Regions from separate parts of the Homo sapiens genome. Here regions 1, 2 and 4 are each linked to region 3. A link is a loop called in an ENCODE intact Hi-C map of the cell type or tissue named here. Cell type or tissue: PC-3. All regions are shown on one strand. Region 1 overlaps TOX2 (TOX high mobility group box family member 2). Region 2 overlaps LOC101927200 (a long non-coding RNA gene). Region 3 has its middle 50 kb from the start of LINC01728. Region 4 overlaps TOX2 (TOX high mobility group box family member 2).

Region 1 (2,500 bases), 210 kb before region 3:
TATTTTCTCACTACCTCTCTTGGTTATTAGTGTATTAATAGTAAAATAGGAATATAAGTCACATTTCTAAATGTGATTTCAAAAACTGACACAAGCTAACATCCAGCCTTATGCTTAATAGTGAAACATGAGAGGTAATGCAAAGTAAGAAGACCACTATCCCCGCCATTGCTGAACATCTCTTTTTTAGAAGTCCTAGTCAACATAACTGGGAAAAGAAAACAGAATTAGAAATCTGAGAAGTGAGGAGACAAAATAAGGAGATATGGCTGGATATAGTGGCTCATGCCTCTAATCCCAGCACTTTGGGAGGCCAAGGTGGGATGATCATTTGAGGCTAAGAGTTTGTCAGCCTGAGCAACACAGCAAGACCCTGTCTCTACAAAATACCAAAAAAAAGAAAAAATTTTGTGGGGCATGGTGATGCATGGCACGCCTGTAGTCCAGCTACTTGGGAAGCTGAGCTGGGAAAATTGCTTGAGCCCAGGAGTTCAAGGCTGCAGTGAGCTATGATCATGCCACTGACCTCTAGCCTGGGTGACAGAGTGACACCCTGTCTCTTAAAAAACAAATAACAAAGGAGACAAAATTATCATTTGTAAAAGATACATATGTATAAATATGTGTATAATTATAGACACTTTTTTTAAACCTAGAAGACTCAGGAATTAAAAATGATCAGAAATGATAAAATAAATAGTAAGCTTGGCAGTTACAAATTAAATTCCTAACTTTTTATACTCAACAATTTGCTAGGAAAATGGGGAGAAACAAGCCATTTATAACGCATTAAGTAAAAGAACGCATTAAGTAAAAGGAGAGAAATGCCCATTATCGGATGGAAATAAATATATGCCAAGTTCTTGGGTTAGAAATAAAACGTCAGACAGGTAAGCAGAAATGAAACCGACACAGGGGCTGGGACTCTCAACCACCTTTGCTTGCCTCTGGGCTGCGCTGAATGAGGTCAGAGAAAGCATCGGTGGAGGGAGTGCCCGGGGACATAGGACTTGAGACCACTGTCTCCCCAGACTGTATAAAACGGCAAGGAAATCCCCCCACCAAACAAAAACAACCTGAAGTCTTTTGAAAGGGAATTGGTTGCCAACGAAACACACAAGTGAAAATGACAGACGTCCCTATAGCAAAAGCCACAGTGCCCTGCCAATATCCCCCAGTCCTTACCCCTGTCCTACAAACATGCTCTACTTCCAGCTGCCACCGGCTATATTCCTTTGCCTGAGGGTCCCTCTGGTGGCAGGAGCCTGGCATGTGTAGCAGGCCAGGGGTGCTGCAGAAGTAATGTCCCCTGGAGCAGCTCTGAAGGAATGCTGGTGTCCACCCCAGCACCCTTGCCCCTCAGACAGGATGACCCTGAGGCCTGGCACGTTCTAAGCAGGCTCCTGAGTTCCCAGCGGGATTGTGCTCCAGTTGCCCATGGTGGATTCTCCTGGGACAATGTGCCCTTTCCTGGCTGCCCTCCTTTCCCTGTCTCATTTCCCCACTCCCCTACCAGAGGTGGGGATCATCTCCCAAATAAACTCTCTGCATTATAACATATTCCAAAATTACCTAAAATTTTAGAATACGGTAAAGATGATGTTTCAAATAAGTCAGTAATTCATCTCTCTGCCCCAAGCCTGCTACTTTCCCCATATTTCCCATCCAGTGACTGGCATCTCCATTTACTCAGAATGGAAGCCAGATGCAAGGAGGCTCCCAGGACATGCTCTGTGTCCCCTACCCTAAACCATTCTGGAAGATGCTCCAGACCCTACCTTCCCCCACCTGGATCACTGTGCACCCTCCACATCCACTCTTACCTGCCTTATGCTGCCGTTCCAGTCTCTCCTCTACATAAAACTCTTCACTGGTTTTCTCTCCTCTTAGAACAGGGCCTGACTACTTCCAAGGTCTGCAAAGCCCAGCGTGGTCTGGCCCCTGCCCTCCTTTCCAGCTCCGTCTCTGCCATGGGTACTCTTATTGTCTCCTCTCTGGCCATCCTGGTCTCCTTTCAGTCCCCTGTGCTTTTCCAGCCTCCTTCCTTACCAGGCCTCCCTGTCTGGAACACTTCCCCTCCTCCAAAGAGAACTCACACTTCAGGTCTCACCTGGTGACCTGACCCCTGGGACAATGTCCGTCCCTGCTCTTTCCACTCTCATGAACTATGTACCCTCCTGGTACACGGCACAATCACAATTGTAATTTTACATTTACTCATCTGCTTATTTGATTCATGTCTCTCATGCCAACAGCCCAGTTGAGCCTCCTGCTTCTACAGATGTGAGTTCAAATCCTGACTCTACCTTGATTCACGCTGGTGACCCTGGGTGAGTCACTTTACCTCTTGGTGTCTCTACCAAACAGGAAAGCAATGGCTACTCCACAGGGTGTTGTAAGGATTCAGTGACATACCGGGGGGAAAGCCCAGCCCAGATGTGAGCTCAGAGAAGGAGTAGCCAGCACCCCTGTTTTAATAGACATGAAAACCGAGGCTCAG
Region 2 (2,500 bases), 93 kb after region 3:
TCATGCAGCTATATGGGCAATGGAACTTCCCTGCCTCCAGTTCCTGGCCAGGAAGTGGGGGCTGGGTGGAGAAATCTGGAAGCTGCCTGCTTACCTACCAGGTCTCCACTCTGTTTTGCTATGAAGCCTCTAAGCCTTGATACCTGTTAATGGATGTATTTGTTGTGAGAAATAAATGAGATGGTGGGGTCAGTTTCCAAAGTTAACGACAGTTTGAATCAAACAGGCTTGGGCACACATGCCACCTCTGCCCCTTGCTCCCTGTGTGGCCTTGGGAAAATTACTTAGACCCTCTGCCCCTCAGAGGTGGGAATAATGTGAGAAGGAAATGAGTGCCTGCACTTGGCCCTCAGAAAGCCCCAATCCACGTTCAGCCCTGATACCAGCTTCACGAATGTTCCCTTGTAAGTCCCAGAGACAGGACTTCCTGAAGGGTCCAGGTGCCTTCAGGCCCCCTTGGGTCTGTGAGTACTGGACCACATGCATCCCCAGATTAGACCTCAAGGACTTGGAATCCCCACATCGGGCCACAGTGGATTTATGCATCTCCAGACAGGACCAAGGGACTCACGCATCCCCAGATTAAACCACTGACCCACAGGGCAAGGAACTAGGGTGGTTTGTTCTCAGTGGAGTCTGGAGAAGGAGATTTCGAGTCGCTAGACTTCATTGGTGGGGGCAGCAAATGGGGAGTGAAATAAACCAACACTCTTGGGGAACTCTAAAATGCTCAAAAGGAAACTAAAACCCAGGAGCTGAAGGTAACATCCAAAGTCACACCACCAGCAAAGGCCATAGAACAACAAAACTAGAGAAGTTCTTGGAGAGCATCTGGTCTAGCCCTTCATTTTCCAGATGAGGAAACTAAGGCCCAAAGAAAGGAGGAAGTTAACCTAAGCCACATGGTCCACTTGTGGCAAAGCCATCCCTCAGACTCAGATCCCAGATTTGAGGTCTGGCGTCCCCTCAATTCCCCAACACCAGCACCCACGTTGCACACCCTTCACCATCTAGCAGAGATCTCCCCAGGGCTGCCATGAGCTGCCCCATGACACTCCAAGGAGCTGGTACGAAACATTTTGTTTTGCACCTTGCCTGTGGTGACAGCTGCGTTAAACCGAATGTTCACAGTCATTATGCTCAGAAACTGAGCAAGAGTTCCATCTATTGGGGTTTCAGAATGAATCAGATTTCCAAACTCTCCTCTCTCCACCTCAGCGCATGTCTGTATATGGTAACCTTTCAAAAGTGAGTCTAATAATTAGTCATCTTGGCCTAGTTCAAGACAACAGTATGTTCTCCAATTTCACTTTGTTTTCAACAAGACAGCGATGCCAACGGTAATGTTCACTGTGGTTAAACACACTTCTCAGCTGGTCCCTGCAGGTGGCCAAGACAGCTCTGGTCCCCGCAGTTGCCCAGTGCTTCCCCACAGCTCTCTAACCAGGCTGTACCCTCTGCCCAGATCCACCCCCACCCCCAATATTGACACCAACTGTGTACCAGGCACTACATTAGATGCTTTGGGCTCATCATTACATGTTATCCTCTTTGCAAGATAGATGGTTCTCTTGTTGCCCCATTTGAAGATGGGAAATTTGAGAACCTGAGGGTACTGGTCCTTGTCTACTGCCCACACCCCAGGTCTAGCCAGTCCCTCTCTTCCTTCCTGCTCCAACCACACTCTTCTGCCAAGGCAGTGAGCTCATTTCCACCTCAGGGCCTTTGCACATGAGTTTCCTCTGTCTGAAACACTCTTCCCTCTGACTCCACCTGGTTCACTCCTTCTCACCCTCAGATCTCAATTCAAGCATAATTTCCTAAGGGAAGAATCCTTCACATCCTCAGGTTCCTAGAGCTCTTTTCATCCACACAGCACCCTATGAATCCCTCCTCCTTCAAGGCAGCTCCTATAAATTGTAATTTTATTTTAAATTTTTTGTAAAGATGGGGTCTTGCTATATCGCCCAGGCTGGTCTTGAACTCCTGGCCTCAAGCAACCCTCCCACCTTGGCCTCCCAAAGTGTTGCAATTACAAGTGTGAGCCACTGCGCTCAGCCTAACATGTAATTTTATATTTGAGGGATTATTTGCTGCTATCTGGCTCCTCCACACAGGCATGAATTCTAGGAGGGCAGGGACGCTGTCTGTGTTGCTCACCACTATATCTCCACACACAGAAGGGACACATGGTAAGGGTTTAGTTATCATATATTTATGGATGATGGATGGATGGGTGGTCAAATGGAGGGTGCGTAGATGCAAAATGCTTAACGAAGAATTTGCCACCCATCCAAGTAAGAGGTGGGCCCAAATGCAAGCCCAGGCTTCCGACCGGCAATCCCTCTCGGTGTGTGTGATAATCCTCCGCACACACACACACATCACCCCCAAACTCTGACCCTGGGAGACAGTGCCCACCTCCCTGGAGCAGTGTTCTCAAAACTCCCCTGACCAGCACCCCACTGTCCAAACCCCCTAGCTCCCACGCCACACACCT
Region 3 (2,500 bases):
TCCTATATCACTGACCTCTCCTTCTGAGTCTCTTTTTTTTTTTTTTTTTTTTTTGAGACAGAGTCTCACTCTGTCACCCAGGCTGGAGTGCAGTGGCATGATCTCAACTCACTGCAACCTCCGCCTCCTGGGCTCAAGCAATCCTCCCACCTCAGCTTCCTGAGTAGCTGGGACCACAGGCATGTGCCACCACACCTGGTTAGTTTTTTGTTTTGTTTTGTTTTGTTTTGTTTTTTGTCTCTTTTGCTCATTCATTCATACACCCACTCATTCATTCGGCGTATATCTATTGAGTTCTTATTACATGTCAGACATATTCCTTGGTGGTGGAGATACAAGTGTAAACAAAACAGACTACATTCCCTGCCCCTGTGGAATTTAATTCTAATTGGAGGCACAAGACAACAAACAAATTAGTTAAATACATATATAGTGAGTGATAAGCACCACGGAGAAAAACAAGGTAGGGGAAGAGAATCAGGAATGTGGGGCTGAAAAGGGAGTTGCACTTTTAAAATGGTCATCAGAAAAGCTCTTTGGGTAAAGACCTAAATTCGATGAGGAAACAAACCATGCCTATTTCTGGGATAGGGAAGGGTGTTCCAGGCAGAGGGAACAGCAAGTACAATGGCTCAGAAGCTTAAGAGAACATGTAGCAAAGGAAAATTGCATGGAGGTTATGGAGCATAAGTGGTGGGAGCCAGTGGTGAGAAATGAGTGTGGAGACTGTTAGGGCTTTATCAGGAAAAGCACTGGGCTTCAGGCTAATGAATGTGGGCTCCATGCAGAGGGTATTAGGAATCGAAGTTACCCCATCAGGTTCTGTGTGGGGAGGGCAGGTGCTGGGGCAGCCTGGAGCAGGAGCCTGGTGATGAGGCTGTGACAATTGTTGGATGAGGGACAGAGGATGACTAAGGAGGGTGGGAAGTAGGGGACCTGATGCCAGAAGGGGCGTGTTTGTTTCCTGTAGCTGCTATGACACATTACCATAAACATGATGGCTTAAAGCCACAGAAATTTATTCTCTCGCAGCTCTGGAGGCCAGAAGTCTGAAGTCATTATCACTAGGCTGAAATTAAAGAGTCAAGGGCACTGTGCTCCCTCTGGAGGCTCCAGGCCAGAATCCATTCCTTGCCTCCTCCAGCTTCTGGTGGCTGTGCCACTTTTTAACTTATAGCAGCATGACTCCAATTTCTACCTCGGTGTCACATTGCCATCTGTCTGTCTGTGTCAAATCTCCCTCTGCCTCTCTCTTATAAGGATTGTATGTAGGGCCCATAAATTAGCAGATAATTTTCCTATCTCAAAATCCTTATCACAGCCACAAAGACCATTTTGCCACATAAGCTAATATCAATATTTAGGGGCTGCAGGGATTAGTGCCTGGCACCTCATGGGGGCTGCTATTCAGCCTGCCACATGGATAAAAGGTATAGATTGCTCAGACACAGGATCTCCTGCCAGGCCTCACCCACATGGCCCCTGATGACCTCCACATCGCTAAGTCTCCTGGGCGATGCTCAGTCCTCATCTTACCTGACCCGGCACAGCTCAGCTCTCCTAGTTCTCCTCCAACCCTGCAACTACTCCTTCTCATTGCCTCTGTTCATCCCTCCTCTTCTCCCCAAGGCCCTGGGGGCCAGCCCTTGGTGACCATATCTACCCACATGCCAGCCACTCTAGCCTAGACCTCTGTCCCCATCTGGAAGCCCATAAACCTGACTCTCTCAACAGCTCCACTGGGATGTCTAGGAGGGCTTTCCACATCACAGCTCCAAAGCGGGACTCCTGATCTTTCCCCAAACCTGCCCCACCTGCAGACTCCCCCTTCTCAATTGTCAACCTGTCCAACCCATCAGGAGGCCTTGGCAGCTCGGTCTTCACAACACACTCAAATCTGACCCCTTCTCCCCGGTCCCAGCCACCCTCTCCTCTCTTACCTGAATTTGGCTGCAGCCACCTCACTGGCCTCCCTGCCTCCCCTCTCCAAGTGAGCCTTTTTGAAGGTAAATCAGATGGCATCATTTCACCCAGGGTCAAAGCCAGGCCTTGCATTGTTCTACAAGGCCCCGCATGATCTGCCCGCTCCCTGTCTTCTCTCTGACCTCATCTCCTGCTAAGATCTCTCTCCTCTTCCTACTCCTTCCTCTTCACCCACACTCTGCTATTCCTTGAGCTTGCAAGCGCCATTTCTTCCTCAGGACCTTTGCACTGGCTGTTCCCCTTCTTTGGAATGCTCTTCCCTTCAATACCCCCATGACTCATTCTCTTGATCCTTTAAAATCTTGCTCAAGGGTCAGCTTCTCAATAAGGCACACTCCGACTACCCCAATAAATATTGCAACCTCCTCCAAGATTCCCAGTTCCTCACCCTGCTCCACATCCTCCAAGGCAGTCCCCGGGGCACATCATTTGCTTATTCATGTTTCCTCTTGAGTCAGCCCCTGAGAGATGGAACGTAGGAATGTTTGTTGATTTTGTCCACTGGTTCCTCCTTTGA
Region 4 (2,500 bases), 110 kb before region 3:
AAAGATAGAACCTTACTCTCACCCAGGCTGGAGTGCAGTGGCATGATCTCAGCTCACTGCAACCTCGGCCTCCTGGGTTCAAGCGATTCTCCTGCCTCAGCCTCCTGAGTAGCTGGAATTACAGGCATGCGCCACCATGCCCAACTAATTTTTGTATCTTTAGTAGAGATGGGGTTTCATCATGTTGGCCAGGCTGGTCTCGAACTCCTGACCTCAGGTGATCCACCCACCTCAGCCTCCCAAAGTGCTAGGACTGATTACAGGCCTGAGCCACTGCACCTGGTGGACACACAGTCTTTGTCCCGGAGCTCATGGTCTAGGGAAGGGGACAGGACCAGGAATCAGAATATGGGTGGGTGATAAGTAGATGGGAAGCCAGGTTCGTGGGGCCTAGACAAGGGCCTTGTAAAAAGACTTCACGGAAGAGGTGGCTTCTAAGCAGATCTACCCGCAGCATGCACACAACTAGCCAGGCGAGGGCAGAGGCCAGTGGGAACAGCATTTGCCAAAGCCTGGGAGCTGGAGGGAAGGGCCCATTCATGGAATAGTAAGGCGGTGCAAGATAAGACAGAAAGGCAAGCAGGGCCTTATCACAAGGGAGCTTCAAGGGCCACACTGGGGAGATGAGACTGAAACCCGGAATGTGGGCTGCACTTCAGAAACTGGCCTCTGGCTTCTGGGTGGAGAATGGGTTGTAGATGCTAACTAAGATGGGGAAACGGGAGTCTGAGCAGGGCTTGGGCAGGGAAGAAACACTGGCTAACACAATAATAAGTAAAACAGCGTGGCAGTGATTCAAAACTAGAAATTTATACTGATGGCTAGAATGAGAAGCAGGTTTGGAGCCAGAATAAAACCATGACAGCCCCAGCATGTTATGCAGAATACGGCCTTGAGAGTCTCAGAGATGAGTGAAAAGTGCCAAGGGCAAGGGATCACCCAGGAGTCAGAAAGGGGGTGACTCATGCAATTTGCAAACCCTAATTTCCTCTCCTTGGTCACACACTTCCTTCTGATTTCTTTCTTCTGATGATTCATTAAAAAAAAATTCTCCTTTTAAATTCACATCAGAAATGTCTGAGTACCTCGGCTCACCCTGCCCTAAGCTTTAACCCCTGCCCCTGAACCAGCAAAACCCAACATAACCCCAGGTGGCTAAGAAGACACTGGCTGCCAAGAAACCAGAAGCCAGCCAAGGGGAAACAACGGGTTTCAGGCTCTGCGATGGCTGCCAGAGGCCCCCATGGGCCCTCCTGTGACCCAGGAGGGTTTTCAGCAGCTACTCACATGCACAGATCCACAGCTCTCAGCCAGAACTCGTGCAGTTTCAGAATTTGTTTGAATTTCAGAAAAGTAATGAAGTGCAAATTCTGCAAATTATGCCATAGCTTCAGTGGAGCCTCAGGCAACACCTGCAATGGAACACATTCATATTTCTGCAGTGGAACATATGAATATTCACACAAGTGGGGTGAGTAAAGATTACAAAGAGCCTCGCGTCAGCTCAGGTCAGATTTTGGGGGCCAAATGAGTTTGCAGCATATTGACAAAACAACTTCTCGTCGCAGGGCTTTTTGGATTGTAGATAAGGCAGTTTCAAGCGAATCAAGCACCAGGAGTCACGTGCTAGAAGGCTGTCCCTCTGTATGCCCATTTTACATAGGAAGAAACTGAGGCTTGGAAAGTTAAAGGGAATTGTGCAAGGTCTCATAGCTATTAAGTGGCTGAGCTGGGATCCAAACCCAGGTCTGACGTCTCTCCCCACACCCTCGTGGATCCTCCCAGAGGCTGAAATGGCAGGCAGAGCATTTAATGTGACAGAGAATGTAGACAGCACAGGGAGTGGGTCAAGGCCAGGTGCAATAGGAATGGGGCTGCCCAGGTGCCCAGAGAAATCACTGGCACTCCTCCTCAGCTGGCCCCTGCCTGGTGTCTGTCCTCCAAGGCAGGTCCAGGAGCCTCCAGCCACCCTCAAAGGTCCAGAGCTCCCTCTGCACACAGGACCCATCCTTCATCTTTCCGCAGAGGTTTGTTCGCTGAGTGCCCCCTTCATACCAGCTCCTGGGGGCTGGGACACAACGAGAAGCAAGGTAGACACAGTCCCAGCCCCTGCAGGCCTCAGAGTCCACTGCAGGAGGCAGGCAACAAACAAGCAAACACACAAAGGTGGTCACACGTTGCATTGTGCTAAGTGCTGTGCAGCAAACACAGGAAGTGTGGAGACAGGGTCTCTCTGTAGAGGCAGCAATTAAACTGAGGGAGCCCAGAAGAGAGAGAAGGAGGCTGTCAGGCAACAAGTAGTGGGTGGGAGCATTTAAGGCAGAGGGAGCAGCAATGCAAAGTCCCTGAGGTCCACAAGTAGAAGCTCTCGCATGCAGGGGGAATAACAGGCAGGACACAGTAGGCAGAGGGGCGAGGCAAGGACGTGATTTGGGGTCCTAGGGCCACCATAAGGCACTTGGATTTCATCCCAGATGGGAAGCCCTTGGAGAGTTCTTGC

The links. Peaks named below come from ENCODE experiments on the same cell type or tissue, not always from the same donor. Only the 100,000 strongest peaks of a DNase experiment are listed, where the experiment ranks them.
Region 1: it touches region 3 in a loop (11-fold over the local background); 2 of 110 quality-filtered maps call a loop at or near these places.
Region 2: a loop joins it to region 3, with 5 times the contacts of the local background. A loop is called at or near these places in 32 of 110 quality-filtered maps.
Region 4: it touches region 3 in a loop (11-fold over the local background); 8 of 110 quality-filtered maps call a loop at or near these places.

Annotation. Positions count from the first base shown.
Region 1 is chr20:44,054,988-44,057,487 of GRCh38, reverse strand. All of the region lies in intron 5 of TOX2 (TOX high mobility group box family member 2), which reads right to left. Among named protein-coding and RNA genes, the nearest start is that of JPH2, 130 kb to the left of the region's middle. RefSeq lists a silencer at 1,212-1,321. In PC-3, CTCF peaks have their summits at 1,055 and 1,255 (motif pointing left); a DNase peak (open chromatin) is centred at 1,247.
Region 2 is chr20:43,750,156-43,752,655 of GRCh38, reverse strand. The region is part of intron 1 of LOC101927200 (a long non-coding RNA gene); the gene reads right to left. Among named protein-coding and RNA genes, the nearest start is that of GTSF1L, 24 kb to the right of the region's middle. RefSeq lists enhancers at 154-233, 734-803, 994-1,193. In PC-3, a CTCF peak has its summit at 1,159; a DNase peak (open chromatin) is centred at 1,265; H3K27ac peaks cover 1,581 bases.
Region 3 is chr20:43,843,533-43,846,032 of GRCh38, reverse strand. No RefSeq gene overlaps it. Among named protein-coding and RNA genes, the nearest start is that of LINC01728, 50 kb to the left of the region's middle. In PC-3, a CTCF peak has its summit at 1,157; DNase peaks (open chromatin) are centred at 1,012 and 2,432; H3K4me3 peaks cover 570 bases; H3K27ac peaks cover 2,417 bases.
Region 4 is chr20:43,954,060-43,956,559 of GRCh38, reverse strand. The region is part of intron 1 of TOX2 (TOX high mobility group box family member 2); the gene reads right to left. Among named protein-coding and RNA genes, the nearest start is that of TOX2, 40 kb to the right of the region's middle. RefSeq lists enhancers at 1-588, 1,061-1,110, 722-1,921. In PC-3, no CTCF peak of the experiment used is centred here; a DNase peak (open chromatin) is centred at 969; H3K27ac peaks cover 1,600 bases.